Regions from separate parts of the Homo sapiens genome. Here regions 1 and 3 are each linked to region 2. A link is a contact called in ENCODE Hi-C or POLR2A ChIA-PET data. All regions are on one chromosome and are shown on one strand. The core of a region is the stretch at or near the end of the contact, and the rest is flanking DNA. Distances in the headings are between cores, read along the strand shown. Region 1 holds the start of LMBR1 (limb development membrane protein 1). Region 2 holds the start of KMT2C (lysine methyltransferase 2C). Region 3 holds the start of CUL1 (cullin 1).

What was found. A loop is a pair of places that touch in the nucleus more often than their neighbours do. ChIA-PET counts read pairs that join two places held with the same protein, here RNA polymerase II (POLR2A). Pooled maps may share reads with other maps.
Region 1: a loop to region 2 is called in a pooled map, with 11 times the contacts of the local background. The contact joins the promoter of LMBR1 here to the promoter of KMT2C in region 2. A Hi-C loop is called at or near these places in 1 of 37 single-sample maps with no recorded cell type and 5 of 50 pooled maps. POLR2A ChIA-PET finds 5 or more read pairs at or near these places in 1 of 52 experiments (BJ).
Region 3: a pooled map shows a loop between it and region 2 (15-fold over the local background). The contact joins the promoter of CUL1 here to the promoter of KMT2C in region 2. A Hi-C loop is called at or near these places in 1 of 37 single-sample maps with no recorded cell type and 8 of 50 pooled maps. POLR2A ChIA-PET finds 5 or more read pairs at or near these places in 1 of 52 experiments (CD8-positive, alpha-beta memory T cell).

What each region holds. Positions count from the first base shown.
Region 1 is chr7:156,891,202-156,894,432 of GRCh38, reverse strand. It overlaps LMBR1 (limb development membrane protein 1), which reads left to right and starts at 1,250. Exons shown (of 17, transcript NM_022458.4): 1 at 1,250-1,505. The coding sequence starts at 1,440. It overlaps LOC102723795 (a long non-coding RNA gene), which reads right to left and starts at 1,035. Exons shown (of 4, transcript XR_928253.3): 1 at 770-1,035. RefSeq lists silencers at 1,029-1,608, 1,659-2,158.
Region 2 is chr7:152,434,024-152,437,432 of GRCh38, reverse strand. It overlaps KMT2C (lysine methyltransferase 2C), which reads left to right and starts at 1,430. Exons shown (of 59, transcript NM_170606.3): 1 at 1,430-1,807. The coding sequence starts at 1,647. It also overlaps the pseudogene FABP5P3. RefSeq lists silencers at 414-753, 794-1,083, 1,174-1,223, 1,604-1,663 and enhancers at 2,144-2,373, 2,414-2,463, 2,934-3,003, 3,314-3,363.
Region 3 is chr7:148,697,211-148,700,521 of GRCh38, reverse strand. CUL1 (cullin 1) reads right to left here and starts at 1,619. Exons shown (of 22, transcript NM_003592.3): 1 at 1,493-1,619. RefSeq lists silencers at 615-714, 1,015-2,044, 2,705-2,764 and enhancers at 592-1,317, 2,385-2,434.

The DNA.
Region 1 (3,231 bases), core at 1-2,500, 4.5 Mb before region 2:
AGATTCATAAAAATCTAAACAACGGCCGGGCGCGGTGGCTCAGGCCTGTAATCCCAGCACTTTGGGAGGACGAGGTGGGCGGATCACCTGAGGTCAGGAGTTCAAGAACAGCTTGGCCAACGTGGTGAAACCCCGTCTCTACTAAAAATACAAAAATTAGCTGGGCGTGGTGGCGGGCGCCTGTAATCCCAGCTACTCGGGAGGCTGAGGCAGGAGAATCACTTGAACCCAAGAGGCAGAGGTTGTTGTGAGCAGAGATCGCCATTGCACTCCAGCCTGGGCGACAAGAGTGAAACTCTGTCTCAAAAAAAAAAAAAACAAAAACAAAAACTAAATGACATTTGAAAGCAATTTGTAGATTTTCACACTTCCTAAGAATTCTCAAAGATGCCAAAAACAAAAATCGCAGCCACTAGCAATTTAAATGACTTCCTCGTAGCCAAATAAATCCTAAGGTAAAATTATAAACATTCCCTTAAATTCAAATTTTATAACAAAAAGAAAGATAATAGGGAACGGAGGGTGAATTATTGTGTTTGATATATTTGGCGGTGAAAAATACATATATTACGTGCTGTTTAGGGTCCACTGAGAGTCATAAAACTGACCCTAGTGACCGAGCTACCGGAAGGACTTGGCAAGGGTCTAGCGAGCTCGGTTATCTGCGTTTTCCAGGTGGGGCAGCCCAAGACCCTTCTCAGACCCAGAGAAGCTGGGTTTCCGCCCAAAGCCCGGCCCCAAACCACCGATTTCCGACCTTTCAACCTACTTTGGCAGAGCAAGAGTTTCCGCGGGAGACTCCCTGCTTCCCTCTGCCCAGGTCCCCTGAGGCCGAGTGCGGTACTGAGTGCTGAGTAAGGGGTGCCGAGTGCCAAGCACTGAGTAACTGGGGGAGGGGAACCATGCAGCTGTCATAAATAATTAGCTCCTGTGAGGAACAGGAACTCCGAGACTGCGGCCGGGCCAGGTGGGCAGAGGTCGCAGCGCCCTCGCCGCGTTCCCCGTCCCCATCCGACGCCAGGACAGCGCCTCCTTAACTGGGGTAGCCCCTGAGAGCGTGGGCGGAGCCCCGCCCCGCGACCTCAAGGCCCCGCCCCCTCAGCGCCTCCCGGCCCAGCAGCTCGGAAGACCGCGAGGCGCGCTTTTCTGACGCATCGGCGCCTTTCGTCTGACGTATGCCTGCACCGCCCCCTCCCCTCCCTGCCCCGCCCCCGCCCCGCCCCCGACTGCGCGGCGCCCGCCCTCCCTTAGTCAGAGCTGCTCGTCTGAGGCTGCTGAGGCGACGGCCGGTGTCGTGGTCGCGGTACCTGTTCCAACACGGCTCGCGGGCCCGTGCCGGCTCCGGTCCCCGGCGCGGCTGTCCGAGCCCCTGCGGCGGGCGGACGATGGTGTGGCGGAGCACGCGGACGCGGGCGGCGCGGCGGCGGGCATGAAGGAGGATGGAAGGGCAGGACGAGGTGTCGGCGCGGGAGCAGCACTTCCACAGCCAAGTGCGGGAGTCCACGGTGCGTGGGGACCGAGGCAGCCCTGACAGTCCCGCGTGCCCGCCCGGGCCCTCCGTCCCCGCCCCCGGGCCCCCGGTCCCCGGACCCCTCACCTCCGGGCCTCGCCTCGCGCCTCCCGCCCCGGCCTCTGCCGCTCTCCCTCCCCACCCCTCCTCTCCCCTCCCCTCCCCTTCCCTCCCCACCTCTCCTCTCCCCTCCCCTCCCCTTCGCTTCCTCTGCCTGCCCCCCCGCTCCGCTCTTGCCTCCCCTGCCCCCTCGCGCTCCCTCCGTTCGAGCCCCGACCCCGCCCCCGCCCCGCGGCCTCGGTGCTGCCCTTCCCTTCCCGCGGGGAGGGCTGCGGTGCGCGCCGCGCTCTGGGACCCCAGGGGCTTCCTCTCTGGGCGGGTGTGCGGCTCGCGCCTCGGGGTGTGGACGGCGGCCCCGCCAGTGCGCGCCCCCGCGCTCCGCCGCCAGGCCAGGTAGGCAGGTGGATGCGCAGGCGTCCCGGAGAGCCTGGGTGGGCCCGGCGGGTCCGGGAAGGGCCGGGCTGCGCGGAGCCCGCCCGCCTCTCGCGTTTGGACCCGGCCGGTTACCTTGTCCCGGTCAACACCTCCTGCCCTCCTGGCGCCTCACGTTTCCATCCCTCTTTCATCTCCCCCAGCCCCCACGTGGGTTGAGTTCGAAACCTTACCGTTTGGGATGAGAATATTGGTTATTTTTGGGAGTGAGGACCTCAGCAAAAGTCCATTTTGCTATGGAAGCAACTTCTTAGGGAAGCAGCTTCTTTTTTGGCCCATGTTCCATGTGTGCTGTTGGCAGGAGTCAGGAAGCGGACTTGACCTTGGAAAGTCTACTTTGATGTTTTTATCTTTTCATGATGCTCTAGAATGTATTGTAATTGGGTTTATCTGTGTTTTCATAACTGTTGTAAAATATGTCAATTTTTTATGTTTATATTTACGCCTCTCCTAAGTTGTCTACGATTCAGTCACACTTGGTTTGAGGTGAAAAAATTCTGCTTTAGAATTATCTAATTTGTGTACTCACTGATCTTGAAAATTGAGAATCACTTTGGAAGTCATACTTTGAATAAAGAGGACATATAAAGTCTGAGCTGGTGGAATTTGAGTTAGTGGAATTTGGTACACATTTAGTTGTAATTTTTATAATTGAAGCTAAAATACACAGAGATAAGTTCATGTAATCATACATGTACCCTTCAGATCATTTCATACTAAACACGCCTGTGTACTCCTGAATCCACCAGGAGTTTGAGACTGGTCAGCCTGGGCAACATAGTGAATCCCCATCTCTACCATTATAAAAAAATAAATAAATAAACACAATTTTACTAGGATCCCAGAGACTGATTCCTTTCCCTCTTCCAATTACTTTCTCCTCCACCAAGGGTAAACGTTGCCCTGGCTTCTAATATCATAGATTAGTTTTTGCTTAGTTTTGAACTTTATGTAAATGGAATCTTACCGTATATACTCTTCTGTGTCCAGTTTCTTGTACAATGTTTGTGAAATTTCTCCATGTTGTATGTGGTTATAATTCATTCTCGGTGCAGTAGTTGTGTGACTATAGCACAATTTATTTTTCATTTTACTGTTGATGGGCACTTCAGTAGTTTCTAGGTTTTGGCTATGAATATATATATGTGTATATATATGTGTATGTATATATGTGTGTGTGTGTGTGTGTGTGTGTGTATATATATATATATATATATATTTTTTTTTTT
Region 2 (3,409 bases), core at 181-2,680:
TATTTCCCCCCATTCAAATCTAGAATTTTTTCACTCTCATAAACTAATCGATAGTGAATGGAAAGCACAGAATAGATCATCGTCCAAGTGTTAGGTATTAGCCTGAGAAATCCAGAATCCCATATTTGTAACTGTCCTTCTTGAGAAAGTGCATTTTTCAGGCGGATTCTAGCCCCATTTTTCTTTTTACCATTTTTACATATTATGAGAGGTGGCTTAGAAGTACTTCGATTTTTGCCTCTTCATCACAACACACTGAACGTTAAAATCAAGTGGTTGGGTTTTTATTGGCTTATTTTGTCTCTAACCGTTTTATTTCTCGAGCTGTCATCGTTCTTTTCGTCTTACATCCTTATGAACCTTTTCTGGATTAAAAAAAATGACGTTATAATAAGGAAACTAACTGGCGTTGGATTCGAACGAAGTTGACTCCATTCCTTTTCCTCCCCGTAGTGTGGGCGCTACGAGGAAAGACCTCGGCGAGAACCAGCGAAGCCCGGGCTGCCCTCGCCGTGCGGGCGCACATTTGCTCCTCGCGCCGGGCTGCGCCGGGCGACCGCGGCCGCCTCGGCGTGTGTCCGCGGCTCCCTCCCGCCCTCGCCCGCAGTTCCCCGATCCCGATCCCGGATCTCTGGGTCCACAGCTTGGCTACCTCCCGAGCCGGAGCCGGAGCCGGAGCCGGAGTCGCGGCTGGGCCCGGCCGCCGCGTCACAGGGGGAGGGAACCCGGGGGGGAGGGGGAGGGGCGGTGAGGTCAGCGGCGGCGGCGCGTCCGCGGGCGGCGGGAGCGGCGCATGCGCGGAGCGAGGCCCGTGAGTGGCAGCGGCGGCGCGCGGGGGGCGGGCGAGGGGCCGAGTGTGGGGGAGCGGGCGGGGGCCGTCGAGGCGGCGGTGTGTGGGCGCGACGGCTGCGAGTTGGAGAGGTCTGTGGTGCGGGTCGCCCCGGGGGATCCCCGGCGCGGGCCTCGCGCGACGGCCACGGTCGCGCGGCGTGTGTGTGGGGTCCAAGCACACCCGCAAAACTTCCTCCTCCCCTGCTCCGGGAGAGCGAGCGAGCGTGTGTGAGAGAGCGAGTGTGAGGAGCGAGCCGCGGCCCGGCGCCCAGCGCCGCCACTGGAGCAGCTGTCAAAACTTCGCCGCCGCCGCCGCCCGGGCCTGACGGGCCTGACGCGCGGGGGAGGGGCGGCCGGCCGGGGGCGCGACCCCCTCGCCGCCCCCGCCGGGCCCCGCGGCCGGCCCTCCCCGCGCCGGGCCCCTTTCTCCTCCTGCCGCGGGCGGCTCGGGGGAGGGGCCGCGGGCGGAGACCCCGGGGGCCGGCGCCCCTCACGCCGCCCGCCCGCCCGGCTGCCCCGCCCGCCCGCACCCGCCGGCCCCGCCCGCCCCGCACCGCCCGCCCCGCCCGCCGCCCCCCGCCCGGCCCCTGCGCGCGGAGGTGCGCGCGCCCGCGCCGATGTGTGTGAGTGCGTGTCCTGCTCGCTCCATGTTGCCGCCTCTCCCGGTACCTGCTGCTGCTCCCGGGGCTGCGGGAAATGCGAGAGGCTGAGCCGGGGAGGAGGAACCCGAGCAGCAGCGGCGGCGGCGGCGGCCGCGGCGGCGGGAGCCCCCCAGGAGGAGGACCGGGATCCATGTGTCTTTCCTGGTGACTAGGATGTCGTCGGAGGAGGACAAGAGCGTGGAGCAGCCGCAGCCGCCGCCACCACCCCCCGAGGAGCCTGGAGCCCCGGCCCCGAGCCCCGCAGCCGCAGACAAAAGACCTCGGGGCCGGCCTCGCAAAGATGGCGCTTCCCCTTTCCAGAGAGCCAGAAAGAAGTAAGTTGAGTGCGAGGGAGCCAGGCCGGGAGCCAGCGGCGGCGCCGGGCCGGAGCTGTCACCGGGCGCCCGCCCCGCGGCCTCCGCGCCCCGGCGCCCCCCGGCGGGGTGGGGGCGGGGCGGGCCCGCGGGCGGTGGCGGCTCCCGGCCCCGGCCCCGCGCCCCTCGGTAGCCGCCCGCGCCCGGCCTCCCCCGCTCCGCGCCGCCCGCCCGGGCTCCCGCCGGCGCCCGGCTCCGCACACTTTACTTTTCAGTCGGGCCTTTTCACTGGGTCTTCTCCGCGACTCTTCTTTTGGAGAAATTTCTCGTAGCCGCGTCTTGGCCTAGCTGGATCATTGAGAAAACAAGCCCGGAGCGCGCCCAGGTAGTCCCCGGACGGACTCCGGGCGAACCGCCGAGCCGTCGGCGCTCGGGAAACTCTCGGAGCTGTCAAAACGCCCGGGCCAGGTGGTCTCGGGGCGCGGGCTGGGGGCGAGAAGAAAGCGGCCGGGCGAGTGCAGCTTTTGTTTGTCAGCGACTTGCTCCTGGAACTTTTCCTGGTCCCAAACCTGTGTTTTCTTCTTTTGATGATATATTAGGAAGCCATTTGACTTCTTCCTCCCCCCTCCCCCAACACCCAGCACCGCACTCCCGGGCTCCGAAAGCACAAGTCCTGTGGGATCCCCCAGCTTCGGGGAACGGCCTGCCTAAGTTTTGGAGACGTAGCCAGCGTCCCCTCGTAAGGCAGAATACCAAGAGCACTTATTCGGAGAGAGTGCAGATGTAAATGTCGCTTCCCTCGTAAGTCTTAGCTGTAAGGGGCTTGGGAATAGGGTCGCCTGCCTTTGAGCGTACAGTAGGGCTGGACCCCAGCTTATTAGAGGACCAGAAATGTCTTCTTACAGAACGGTTATTTGACGGCTTTGCTTGTAAATTAAGACACCGTTTTAGTGCCAGCGAACTGCTCGGCTTCTGTGGCTCTCGCGTGTGCCGTGGAAGAACTGTGAATGTCTCTCGAAGTTGTAGAATGGCGTGTGTGCTTACTCATTTCGTGAGATGATATTCTCATTGAACTGTCGGGAGTGGAAGGGTGCGCTGGGACGTGAAGGAAGCCAGCACGTTTATGGATAGGCTGTTTCTTTGGTTCGGGTGCATTCACTTAGTAATAGTATTGTTGTTTGGTGATTTGTAGTAAAAATAGTAGCGTGAACTGAGGCATAGCAGAGCTGGGTTGTGGGAACCCATTGAGCTCTTGACTTGAATGTGCTCTTTTCTTGCCCCGCTGTCCTTTTACTATGAAAATGATTCAGGGCCTTCAACTTGCCTCCATATTTTATTGCCAGCTGTTACCTAGCTATGATAATCGTGAGGGAAGCAAGTACAGGATGTGTGTACATTATTACATTAGCTTGTTCGTGATACAAAGTTAGGACTTATTTATTATGCCACTTGCGTTGTAATACAGTGGCAAGTATAAAATGCCCTTATTCTGTATTAACTGAAATTTGTAGAAGGAAGTGGAGGTTTAAGTAATTTTTAGACATGTAAGCCACTTTTTTTTGCATCCTTTAAAGCAACTCAGGACAAGCCATATTGGGGTTTTACCTTGATTGCCTCCCATTT
Region 3 (3,311 bases), core at 370-2,869, 3.7 Mb after region 2:
CAAAGAAAAATCTCATCTCCAAATATCTTTTTCAAACAGAATGACTGGTTTTACATTTTAAACATCATTACATATTTTACTACGTAATACACTCTCCAGGATTTCAGAAAATCGGGTACATTTTCGGGTGCACCATGAAATGAAGTGTTAAACTTAAAACTGCACACACTTCTGCGAGGCGTTAAGCTATGCTTAGGTCCTAGAAGCTCATGGCTTGAAGTAAAAAAGGAATCTAGTTCCTCTTCTGCCGCTTCGTTAAGTGCATTCCAAAAAGTGTGATCGTTTACTCCACTCAGAACTTTTGACGATTTTAATGCTACTACAGGAAAGAGCAATTACACAGAGCAAACAAATATTTAAGTAGACTGCAATTCAGTATTTGCGCACTTACCACTAACCCCTACTACGAACCAGAAGCAACCAAGAGTGACCCAATCGGAAAAGAGAATCCTCTTTTTGGCAAAGCCAGCCAGGGAGAAAACCCTAACTTTGGGGATTCATTTCAAGGAATGTCTACAAGCATTCCTCTCTTTCTTATCTTATGTCTGCGCTACACAATACTGCACGGGTGGCAGAAACGGGGGTCTTTCAGATCTTAAGGGAAAAAAAAGCGACGACCCCCGAGTCTGGGGACCCCAAGTCCCAGCGGCCTGGCGGGCGCACGGCTACCCTCAGGGTCAGGGCGCGCGCTCCCGTTGGGACCGGGGGCGCGCCGAGGCCGCAGCGCAGGGCCCGGCCCGACTAGCGAGCGATAGGCGGGCGCCGGGGGGCTCTGTCCGGTTCGGCCGCCGGGCTAGCATCCCTGCGCGCATGCCCCGGCCCGCTCTCCCAGGAGAACGGGGCAAAAGGGCGACTGTTACCCAATAATAGCGCCCTGCACGTTCGCAACAATGCAGGCGGGGAACCCGAGAGCCGCGGGCAGGGAACCGGAAAGCGAGAGAGCCCGGCTCCGCGGCTGCTCCTGCGCTTGAGCCCAGAGCTCACAGGGGAACACGCGTCGGCCGGAAAGCAGCGCCGGGAAGAAGCGTGGGCGCGAGGGGGCAAGGGCACGGGTCCCGGCGTCCCGCGGAGGTCGCCTCACCAGGCGAGGCGCGGACGCCCGAGCCGCCCCGGGCCACACGTCGGCCCACCCTCCGAGAACCCAGCCCGGTCGCGGCGGGGAAAGGGGCCGGCGCCACCAGGCCGCCGCCTCCAGGCGCGATGAATCGTGCTTTTTCCCAGTGCGTAGTCCAGGCCTGGCCGCCCCGGCCCGTCCGGGGTGACTCAGGGCCCGGCCCCGCTCGCTCCTCTGCCACCTTCGGCGTCCTCCGCCCACGAGTCCCCCGGCCCGGCCGCCATTCTGCCCGGCCGCGTTTCGGCGGCTCAGGCCTCGCCAGGCGCCTGGTTTCGGCCGTCGCGGCCCGAGTCACTGCGACACCGCGGCTCGGGGCCGGGCCTGCGCCGCCGCCGCCGCCGCCACCTCCTCTCGGCCCCGGCGGCTGCCGACACTCACCCGCATCTCTGTGGTGCCCCAAAGGCTCCCGCGACGCCTCCGCCTGGTCCCTGGGCCTGGGCCCCGGCGAAAGCCCCGTCCCGCCAAGGTCTAGCTGCGTCCCTCAGCTACCGGGGCTGCCCCGCCTGGAGCTGCGTGCGACACGGCGCCCGCCTCCTCCTCCTCCCCTGCCCGCCCGGCCCTCCTCCTCCCGCCGCCGCCGCCTGCACCACGCAACCTCCGCCCTCTCGCCTTCCCTGCGCGGCTCCCCGCCCTCTCGGCCTCACCGGCTCCGGCGACCGCGGGGGAGAAGCTGTTGGGGGAGGGCCGGAACGCACCGCCATCGGCGTCCGGGGCGGGGGAGCCGGGAAACCGTCGTCGCCATCGCCCCGCCAGCCCGAGGCGCGGGAGGGGCCCGGAAAGCTCCCTCCCGCCCGCTCGCCGCTGCCGGCGGCCCCGGGGGCGCCCCTTCCGCGGCCGAGGCCCCCGCTCGCGTGGGGAAGCTTCTACCTGCGAGCCTGCGGCCCCTGCCCCCGGCACCCGAGACATCCCCGACCCGGCGCGCCGGATTCTCTGCCAGGTTTTACAGCCTCCCTCGCCTTGGGACCGCCGCGGAGGACCCGTTCCCGCCACTTCGGACCTCGCGAGCGGGGCTGAGCTGCTTGGGTCGGGGACACCACCAGCCTCTGGAGAAACGGCCCGAAGCACCCCGAAGAAGAGGGGGTCCCAGTCCCCTGCCCCTCCCTTGTGCGCACCCCCACCCCCAGCTTGCCTGGAACCTGACTCCACACCTTTGTCGACCGGGACAGGGACTGGGGGTTGCACCCCAGATCAGAAAGTCAGAGGTGGCCCTCCGAATCGGCGCGGACTTCCGAGGAACCTCAGCCAATTCTCGACCCCCTTACCACCTGCAAGGCCTTAGGAATCGGCTCCAGAAAGCTCGAGCTTATCTGCGTGTTTCGTTTTAAAAATCACTTCTAAGATAAAACCTAACTAGGCTTTCCCCTTCAGACTTTCAGTAACTCCTGTTTGGCAAATTTTGACATTCACTCTATCCTTCGTCTTTGTAAGGACATATCAAGACTTAGAAGGCTTTGATTACACATACGGATGGCATGAGTCGTGATATAAAATAGTATTGTTTTCACGTGTACTTCGAAGTCATCTCATTTGAAATTAACTGTCATAATTGACTATTTGGAATATTCAACCTAAATACTACCCGCTGCTGTGGTGACGGGGGGTGGAGGAAGCGTGGTGGAACCCCAACACCTAGTGAGGGGTGGCTGATTAATACCACGGCTCACAACATAACAGAGCGGCTCATTCCATGAACAACCCCGGGGGGATTTCGAATTCTATCATCTGGGCAAAAGATGTGATGAGTGTAACTTCCTGTTTTCTCCAAACTAAAACACTACGCAGATTCCTGTACCGCTCTGGGACAGAAATCCTCAGCCAGAGCAGAGGCCGTCCCCAGAGTCCACACTGTTTCCTGCATAAAGTGGGTTATCTCAGAAGAAACATCCCACTGGTCTGTGTGATCCTTCTATTGAAATGTGGTCTTTTATCTACATCTAAGTATCTCTAGAAGTAATGCGTTTGTATGTACTTGTCACTCAGATATGTAATCCCTTAATTTGTGCGGGGTTTTGGGGTGTGAAAAATTCTTGGTTTATATCCTACACTTTTAAATAACCTCGTCAAAACTTACATGTATTTAACACCTTTTTTTGTGAGCACATGGTAAGGTTGGAAGTAAAAATGGAAGGTTTATCCCTGTGGCCCATGTTTTCCAGTGTACCTATGTGGGGTTTTAAAAAAATGTCCCAATTTCTTC